Linked DNA regions of Mus musculus: region 2 is linked to region 1. The links are chromatin contacts, found by Hi-C or POLR2A ChIA-PET in ENCODE. All regions are on one chromosome and are shown on one strand. The core of a region is the stretch at or near the end of the contact, and the rest is flanking DNA. Distances in the headings are between cores, read along the strand shown.

Evidence for each region. A loop is a pair of places that touch in the nucleus more often than their neighbours do. ChIA-PET counts read pairs that join two places held with the same protein, here RNA polymerase II (POLR2A).
Region 2: a loop to region 1 is called in a map of T-helper 17 cell, with 2.3 times the contacts of the local background. The contact joins the promoter of Mrtfb here to the promoter of Ercc4 in region 1. A Hi-C loop is called at or near these places in 1 of 37 maps with a recorded cell type or tissue (T-helper 17 cell). POLR2A ChIA-PET finds 5 or more read pairs at or near these places in 2 of 5 experiments (both embryonic stem cell).

What each region holds. Positions count from the first base shown.
Region 1 is chr16:13,107,879-13,112,223 of GRCm38, reverse strand. Ercc4 (excision repair cross-complementing rodent repair deficiency, complementation group 4) reads right to left here and starts at 2,488. Exons shown (of 11, transcript NM_015769.2): 1 at 2,083-2,488; 2 at 313-493. The coding sequence starts at 2,289.
Region 2 is chr16:13,254,937-13,259,211 of GRCm38, reverse strand. It overlaps Mrtfb (myocardin related transcription factor B), which reads right to left and starts at 2,731. Exons shown (of 17, transcript NM_001122667.2): 1 at 2,658-2,731.

The sequences.
Region 1 (4,345 bases), core at 1,239-3,738:
CTAAGCTTTAGAATTCTGCAAGAGCAGTGCACCTTCTTAATCTCCGATCCACCTCTCCAGGCCACCCATGCGGGATTTTGTCGGTAAGCGCTAAGGCCTTCATACAATAGCTAAATCATAGATTCTCAGTGTTAAGTGACATGTAGCCATACTTATTCATGTCATCAACATTTGCTGAACCTCTCGACTTGTCAGGTAGTGTGTCAACAGCTTAGCTACAATACTGAGTAACAAAAGCAGAACGTTTAGCAGAGGAGACAGACAAAAATAAAAATGTTCACATTGTAGATAAGAAAGATTTCAAATTCTTACCAGTTATTAAATCTGAAGGTATTCTACCTGTCAAGAAATCAACCACGAGTATTCGGCTTGTTGCAAATATAATACCACCCTGCGTGTAGACTTCATAGCGACTGTTACTTGCGATTTCATTTGTCACTCGTCGAGGGAGATGTTCAACTCCTTCTATCTTCAACTGATTGATAAAATATTCCTAAATCAAATTAAACTCATTAGTAAGCTGCTTAGTACAGGGCAGGGAAGTTTTAAAATAGGCTATAGGGATTTAAAATGATGTCTCCATTCTCAGAGCTTATGAACATCACAGCAAACATGCAAACTAAGTTATTCTTTTATACCCATCAGTCAATCAGGTCACTTTAATTAAGGTTTTGTTTTGTAAGGTTAAGTTGTGCTTTGGAGTTTATATTAAGAAATAATTGTGCTCCAGTCATTATTTCCATTTCAACACCAAGCCACAGAACCTTTTAAAACTTTGGGTTAAAAGTTTTCTACTCTTCCGAAGATCCTGAGTTCAAATCCCAGCAACCACATGGTGGCTCACAACCATCCATAATGAGATCTGACTCCCTCTTCTGGAATGTCTGAAGACAGCTACAATGTACTTACATATAATAAATAAATAAATTATTAAAAAAAATCTTTAAAAAAAGTTTTCTACTACCTAGAAACTACTTCCAGCCAAAGTCGGGTTTTGAGACAAGGGATTCCTCTCTGCAGACAACACTTTAGACTGTTAGATCAGTATTGATACTTCCTAGAGAGATGCCAGAATGTCCATAGGTCCAATGGCCCATTAGTCTCTCAGTCTAATGCCACTTTTCTGGGCATCTTACATTGCACAAAGTACCATGCCAAGCACTGTAGATTCCTGGGGAATCCAACAGGGCCTCAGCCTTTAAAGGAGTTGTTAGTGACTCTTCTCAGCTGACATTTTCTTCCTGGCCACTACACCTAGGGGATCATCAGATTCATCATGCTAGGCTATGTCCACATCTCTCAACATCCGCAGCAAGGCATGTCTCATTCCACTGTCCTCAGGATCACCTGTTCTCTGTAACCCAGATTGATCGCTCCCTTAGCTTTAACTTCTGCACCCCCACCCCCATTTCCCTAATCCCTCTTCTTTTGTTAAGTCTCAAGGTCTCCTTTTCTACTAGAAAGTAATAACTCTCAGAGACCCTATCATCCTCGTCATTGTCCTTTTAGGGACCACACTCTGTCCTCCAAACACCCTTATATCCAACTTCAAACTCAAACACTATTCCTACCCAGATTCTGATACCGTCTCTCCTTTGCAGTGCAATTCAATCCACTACTCTACCTCAATGTGTAGCCTACTCGCCCCTCTCCTTTTCAGTGTTAAGGAGTGTGTGGGACCCGTATTCTCAGTGTCCTCAAACTGTGTCTGGGCCCTGTATTCAATGCTCTCCCATGTCAATAGAGGAACCCAAGACTTTCTTGGGATGCATTCTATACTTGGCAGTCATCCCGCAGTGTCAGAGTCCAGGATCTCCTTCCAGGACCCTCACTCAATGCCCTCCCTTGTCGTGGCAGCCACTTCAATTTCCCTGGGGTTCCCTTCCCTCCTTCGCAGCGACTTGGAACTGTGTAGGTGCCCCGCATCTCCCCCCTGGGATCTTAATTCATTCCCTTTCGTGCCCTGTTTAAGATCTGCATGGGCTCGGAGTCCCTGCAACCGTACAGCTCCGCGTTCCTACCGCGCCGATCTCGCATCGGATGTCCCCCAAACCCTTGGGTCTACCCATCCCGCAGTCGCACCTCCTCGGCCGGCTGCGTGTTGAGCACCAGCACCAGGCAGGCCGGGTGGCAGTGAAGCCGCAGGAAATGGTAGAGGAGCCGGTCGGTGCCGAGTCCGCGGGCACACACCACCAGCCCGTCGCTGTCGAGCAGTTCCAGCACCTGCTGCCTCTCGTACTCCAACAGCGGCGCCATACTCCGCCGTTCGCCCGACAGGCCTGGCTCCATGGGCGCCCTTCCGGGACCGCGGCCGCACGCTGACGGAAAGAGCCGAGTCCAGCCGAACGCTGGCCGAACGCAGGGAGAGACGCCAGGGCCGAAGGAGCGCAGAACAGATGTAACTGCAATGGCCGACTGAGAGAGGCCGGATGTAGCCGAAGGGAGCCGAGTTCAAGAGAGCCAACCGATTGTAGCCGAAAAGGAATCGAGGCGGGGACAAGTGTGGCCGGAATGTGCCCGAGCCCAGGGCAGGTCTACCCGAACTCAGCCGAGAGGCGCAGAAAGCGTTAGCGCGCGTGCGCGCGCGTGTGTTTAGGTTCCCCATCCTTTGGCTCTCTAGACCTAGGCATAAACTAACAAAATGCAAACAGAGAAGTCTAATCCGCGTAATCCTCCAATACCGACAGTTCAGAATGTTGCTGTCAGTATTCCAAGTGCATCCAGAATCGACATCGTTTTCCTAGTGTGAGGGTTTTGTCTCTACTTTTGCAAGTATTCCTCCCCCTCCCCGCCTTGAAAATTTTTAATAAGCACAATACCTTATGAGTTTCAGTCTCTTGTTTGCAAAGGTCTTGAACTCAGTAAGTTATTTTACAAAGCCTCCATCAGGTGCCAGTTGCAGCCGCGTTCCTTCCACTAGAGGGACATCTTGGGTCGTGTTTGTAACTACCTAAAAAAACCTCCAGGTAAGCAATCTAGGAGGCATTCTCTCTCAGAATTCTCCATTCCCCTTTATTTTCAGCCCATACGAAATACAAATGAAGGCAAAATAGGATTGTTCCATTACTCAGGAATAACCATGGTTAACAACATACTTTTGCGTGCCCCCTACCCTCTGCCGCTGCTCAGTTTGTGCGGCTGCTTGCCTGCTTAATTATATGAAATAATAAACAACCAAGATTCGAAACCAGATTTTTGGTTTCTCCAGGTGGGACAGGCTATCTCACTTGTTGAAGTAAATTCAAGGCCAGCCTGAGCTAGAGATGGAGACCTCCAGCACAAATATAAAGGGTGTTAGGATGTAACTTAGTGGTAGATCCTGAGTTCCGTCACAAATTTTCCCTAAATCTCTGTCCTTTATGTGGCTGGGTTTTCTGTAATGTGGAGGCATATACTTGTCTAGTTACTGGAGAACGTTTAGTTGGCTCCCACTCCTCCCACCAGCACGCAACATAGCATTTCACTAGCTTAGTTCATACAGAAGTTCACTCAAACCCTCAAGGTACGTTTCTCGAATGGACGATTAGTGGGAGAAAAAGGACACATTTATTTGAGTTTGCTCGACCTTCATTACATTGCCTTCCCGTTTACCAATCTCCCTTCACATCAGCCGCTGCAAGTGGATTTGTTTTCTCTCTCTCCTCTGCTTCTTCCAGCGTTTTCCTTCTGTCTAGTCACAGTTAAAAGAGCATCTAATAATTTCTGCATCTTCCTGAAGTGGACAGAGATGCCTGCAGACGCTTTCCGCGCAGCATGTCTGGGAGCCAGGAGATAATGCCTGCAGTTCAACAAGCCGGTTATATAATCAGGCAAGGCCACAGAGCTGGATGGTATGTTTCTTAGCGTTGGTTCAGGGTACAGTAAGTAGTTACTCAGCACACATTCAGAGGTGGGTGTGTGGGTGTGTGGGTGATTCCTCCCAGGTTGTGGCAGGCAGAATAATGCAACCCAAAGATTGAATTCCCAGAACCTATTATTTTTCATGGCAAAGGAGACTTCACAGATGTCATTGAGCTAAACTCTTGAGATGGAGAAATGATATTGACTTATCCAGGTATGCCCAATATAATCATAAAGATGTGCTTAGGGGCAAAGGAGAGGCAGGGGACTTAGCTTCAAAGGGGACTGTGAAGGAGAAACTAAGGTCAGAATGAGGTAGAAAGTGCCAGGAACAGAGCGTTGAGGAGCTGAGGAACTCCTGCGTTCTCCCTTGGGAAGCCAAGACGTATCCCAGCCACCCCCAACAACCCACTGTTGGGGGACGTTGCATTTTTGTTATTTTAAACCTCTGTGTTTATGGTGCTTTGTTGCAGCAATAATGGGAAAGGGATGTACACGCTTTTCT
Region 2 (4,275 bases), core at 1,482-3,981, 150 kb before region 1:
AAGCAGGATGAACAAGCTAGTAGTGTTCCTTCCTTCAAGGCCTCTCCACCAGCTCTTCTTCCAGGTTCCTGCCCTGAGTACCTACGCTGACTTTCTAAAATGATGGACTGATAGGGAAGTGTAAGCAAAAACAGACCTCTTCTTCCCAAGTTTCTTTTGGTCATGTGTTTACCATGGCAGAAAATCCTAACTAGAATAATGATTAATAAAAACAACCAAAACAATTGGCCTTTTTTTTACCCTGGAACTGGATAGTGTTTGCCTAATGCAATAAAAATGAATTACTTTCACTTAGATGAATTGTTCAACTTTACAAGGGTTCATTGTATCTATGTCTAGACAACTTTAAATGTGGCATCCTATTTTCATAAGTCTTTACTTAGATGTTAATTTCCATAGTGCCTTTCTAAAGTAATAAGCAATACAGAATAAATGTTCTATAGCAAGAAGCAACTTATATTTAAAGAAAAAAAGGCAAAAATAAACTTTTTCAGATTTAAACAATTTGGAATTTACTGCTGTAGCTACAAATGGACTGAGCTGAACTTTTCTTGATTTTTTTTCCCCTTCCATGGAGAAGTTTCCAATGAAGACAAGCTTGTTTGTGAGCCAACCCCTAGAACTGCTTAGATAGGTAATTTTAGTTTTCACTTTTGAGCACATCTGTATTCTCCAAATGCACTACTATCCCTAAGTAGAAAAGGCTCCGGGGCTACACTGGTACTCAAGGACACTCCCAACAGCCCATCACCATCCTGGCTTCCAACTCCACTCTCACCTCATGCCAGTCAGCAGTTCAAGTGTGACCAACATTTCCAACAAGGATTCCCCCAAAAGAGAAACAACTGCAGATGAACAGGTACTAACCTGGCTCCTGAGAGCCAGAGATGATGATCCATGAAAGAGTCCCTAGCCAGAGGCTGTCTTTTTATGTATCAGACTCACAGAGAGAATTTTATTTTTACTTCCCAGTGAAAAGTGTGTATTAGATTCTGCTGTTATAATTAGCTAGATAGTGGAGCGTGTGCTTTATATAGTGGTTCTCAAGAGGGCAGAACTGTCCCCATAGCACATTGTTAGTTACTGAAGAGACTCCTAGACGGCAGCGGAAAGCATCTGCAGTGTTTCCAGCCCTGGACCGAGAGCCATCTAACACATGAGTGGTGGAGGTGATAATGAAGGCTACCCTGGCCCACTATAGATTAACATACTTTAGGATTCAATATTGAACCATGTGGCAAGTCATTCTCGAAAACACCCACCACCCTGCCCCAATTATGTAGTCCAACAAGGTGAAGGAAAGGGAACTGTGTGAACTTCCACAGCACATTACACCTGCATCTACTAGACACACATGGAGCATACTGCCAAGTGCAACAATTTCAATCTTCTATTTCCTTATTACTAACAATAAGCATGAGGGATTTTGTGTACTCCATTAAATGTAGAGAACTCGGGCTTTGTATTGGTTACAATGTAGCCTGGAATACAGCATCCCTGGAGGGCTGTATTATCTGAGCCTAACCAGAGACAGGCTGTGATTTATCTTGCACGCTGTCAGTCAGCCTACATTGTTTTTCTCATTAGCATCAATTACCCCAAGTAACACGGTTTTATCTCAGGTCCCAATCTTTGTTCCTGACTTTGAGACTCACTGTCCCACAAGTGCATGCGTACATACGTGAGTGTGTGTCTCCAAACATACTCACTAGCCGCAGGGTCCGTGATATTACGTCCTACCTAGCTGGGTGTCTGGGCTGCACTAACGCCATAGCACGTATTTCTTCTTCACATCTAAAGGAGAGCACTCTACTGACCTTGGATCACGTATAGGAAGATATAGTATGAACTTCGTGTCAGGGTGGCAAACATTTGCCACAGAACCAAAAGTTAGGAACTTCACAACCGCTCATCCTAAGAGTGCGATCTCAAGCTTCAGAAAAGAATCAAACTTTTCAAAGTTTCTTTGCCTGAGGCAAACCTTGAGCTATCCTCGTGGCCTGAGACCCTACACCCGCCGCACCCCTCGTCACTGTCACACCGCGTCTGCTCATACACAGGGCCAAAGGGTAGCTTCTGAACACTGAGAACTAGGCAAAGTTTCAGGGACAGAACAAAAGCGGTGGAAAACTTTCTCCCTGGAAACCCGGAACGCTGCGTGCGTGCAATTTCGGGAGGGCTTGCAGACACACCCTCTGCAGCCCCGCGGGGACCCCAGGGGAAGAGCCGCGAGCAGGGCTGGGGAGGAGGATGGAAGGTGAGTCCGGGGCGTGGGCCGTCCCCATCCCACCACGTCCCCGTCGAGTGGCTCCGGCCAAGGCGCTGCTGCACCTCACTGCAGTTCCAGCGTGGGAGCGCGCAAGCGAAGCGCCTGGTACCAACTCCAGGCTGCCCGGGAAGATCGGGCCGCGGCCGCACACAGGGGACCCCCGACGAGGGAAGCCCGGACCCGGTAGCCCCGAGACCGCGGCCGCCCCGCCCCGCCCCGCCCCGCGCGAGTCCCGGGACAGCGCGCACCCGGAGGCGCCGCAGCAACCTCGAGGGGCCACCGAGGACGCGGGCCTTCCGTCCGTCCCTCTCCCGGGGCCCGGCCTCGCCCTCCGCAGCTCTCCCCTGCCTCAGTCCCAACGGCCGCCTCGCACCCGCTCGCCGCTCACCTCCCCGGCCGCTGCCGCCGCCGCCGCCACCGCTGCCGCAGCTACCACCGGATCTCGCGAGACTTCGCTCCGCCCCCGTGCTTACCCTCCTCCCGTCTGAAGGCACGGAGCCCGTCCTGGAAGCTCCAGGTAGCGCCGAGCCGACTCCCGGAGGTTTACACCCTGCTTCCCTTCTCCCACCCGGCATCCGCCCTCGCCCCTGACCCGGAAAAGTTAAAACCCAGGTGCGAGGCCGCCCGCTCCCGCCGCGCTCTCACCTGGCTGCCCCGGGGCGCATGCGCAGCTGGGCTGCGGAGCTGGGAGCTCTTTGGTTGCTGCCTAAGCTCTGGCTGCTCCCAGTCAGATAGATGGTCAGTCAGTGCCGGCTACCCTAGCAAGCAAACAGCTCATGCTGCCTCACTAAGTGCATTCTTGCCGCCTCCCCATTCCAGAAGGAGGTTGCAGCGGACGAGCAGACCGGCCTGTGGAGTCGGTGCGTTTCTGATGCCACACCCGCACCTGTAGGAACCCCTCCTCTTGAGCCCTGCCTCACTCTCCACCCCTCTGTAGTTCTTCCGAGTGGAAGAAGTGACCCCAATAGGGGGTCTGTTGCAACCCATCTTAATGCAACTAGACAAGAGAACGCTTTTCACACTTTCTCCAACTCTGTAGAGCCCTAAAAGCAAAATATGTTCGAAAACAGTGGGAGAACCCAGGATAGAATGGTTCATGGACATAGAGCCAGGGCATTCGTGGAGTTAGGTCAGCTGTTCGGGGCCACAGGGGGTCGCATATCAGATTCTGTGTATCATTTACATTGATTCATAACAGCAAAATAACTTTATGGTTGGGGGATCACCACAACATGAGGAACTGTATTAAAGGGTCCCAGCATTAGGAAGGCTGAGAACCACTGCATTACGGTGTGACTTCTTCCCAAAAGAAAACTTAAGAGTAATTGCTTCTAAGGAAGAGAGGCTGGCATAGTGAGATGCACTAAAGTGGGTACCCATAACCTCGTGCCTTAGAGTTTTACTGCTGTAAACAGAAAATTGCCATGACCAAGGCAACTCTTATAAGGACATTTAATTGGGGCTGGCTTACGGGTTCAGAGGTTAAGTCCGTTATCATTAAGGCAGGAACATGGCAGCAACCAGGCAGATATGGTACAGAAAGAGTTGAGAGTTCTACAGCTTCATCTGAAGGCTGCTAGGAGAAGAATGGCTTCCAGGCAGCTAGGGTGAGAGCCTTAAAGCCCATGCCCACAGTGACACACCTACTCCAACAAGGCCACATCTTCTAATAGTGCCACTCCCTGGGCAGAGCATATACGAACCATCACACTTCCGAAGCCTGCAATAAAGAAAATACCCATATGGTCTTAGTAACACAGTATTTGAATTTGCATGACTCTAGGGCCTGGCACTGCCTTGTGACAAGGTCTTTGTCTTAGTTTGAGTTTCTATTGCTGTGAAGAGACATTATGACAACTCTTATAAAGGAAAACATTTAATTGGAGCTGGCTTACAGTTCAGAGGTTTAGTATAGTATAGTCATGATGGGAAACATGGCAAAGTGTGGGAAGACATGGTATTGGAGAGGCAGCTGAGAGTTCTACATCTGGATTTTCAGGCAGCAG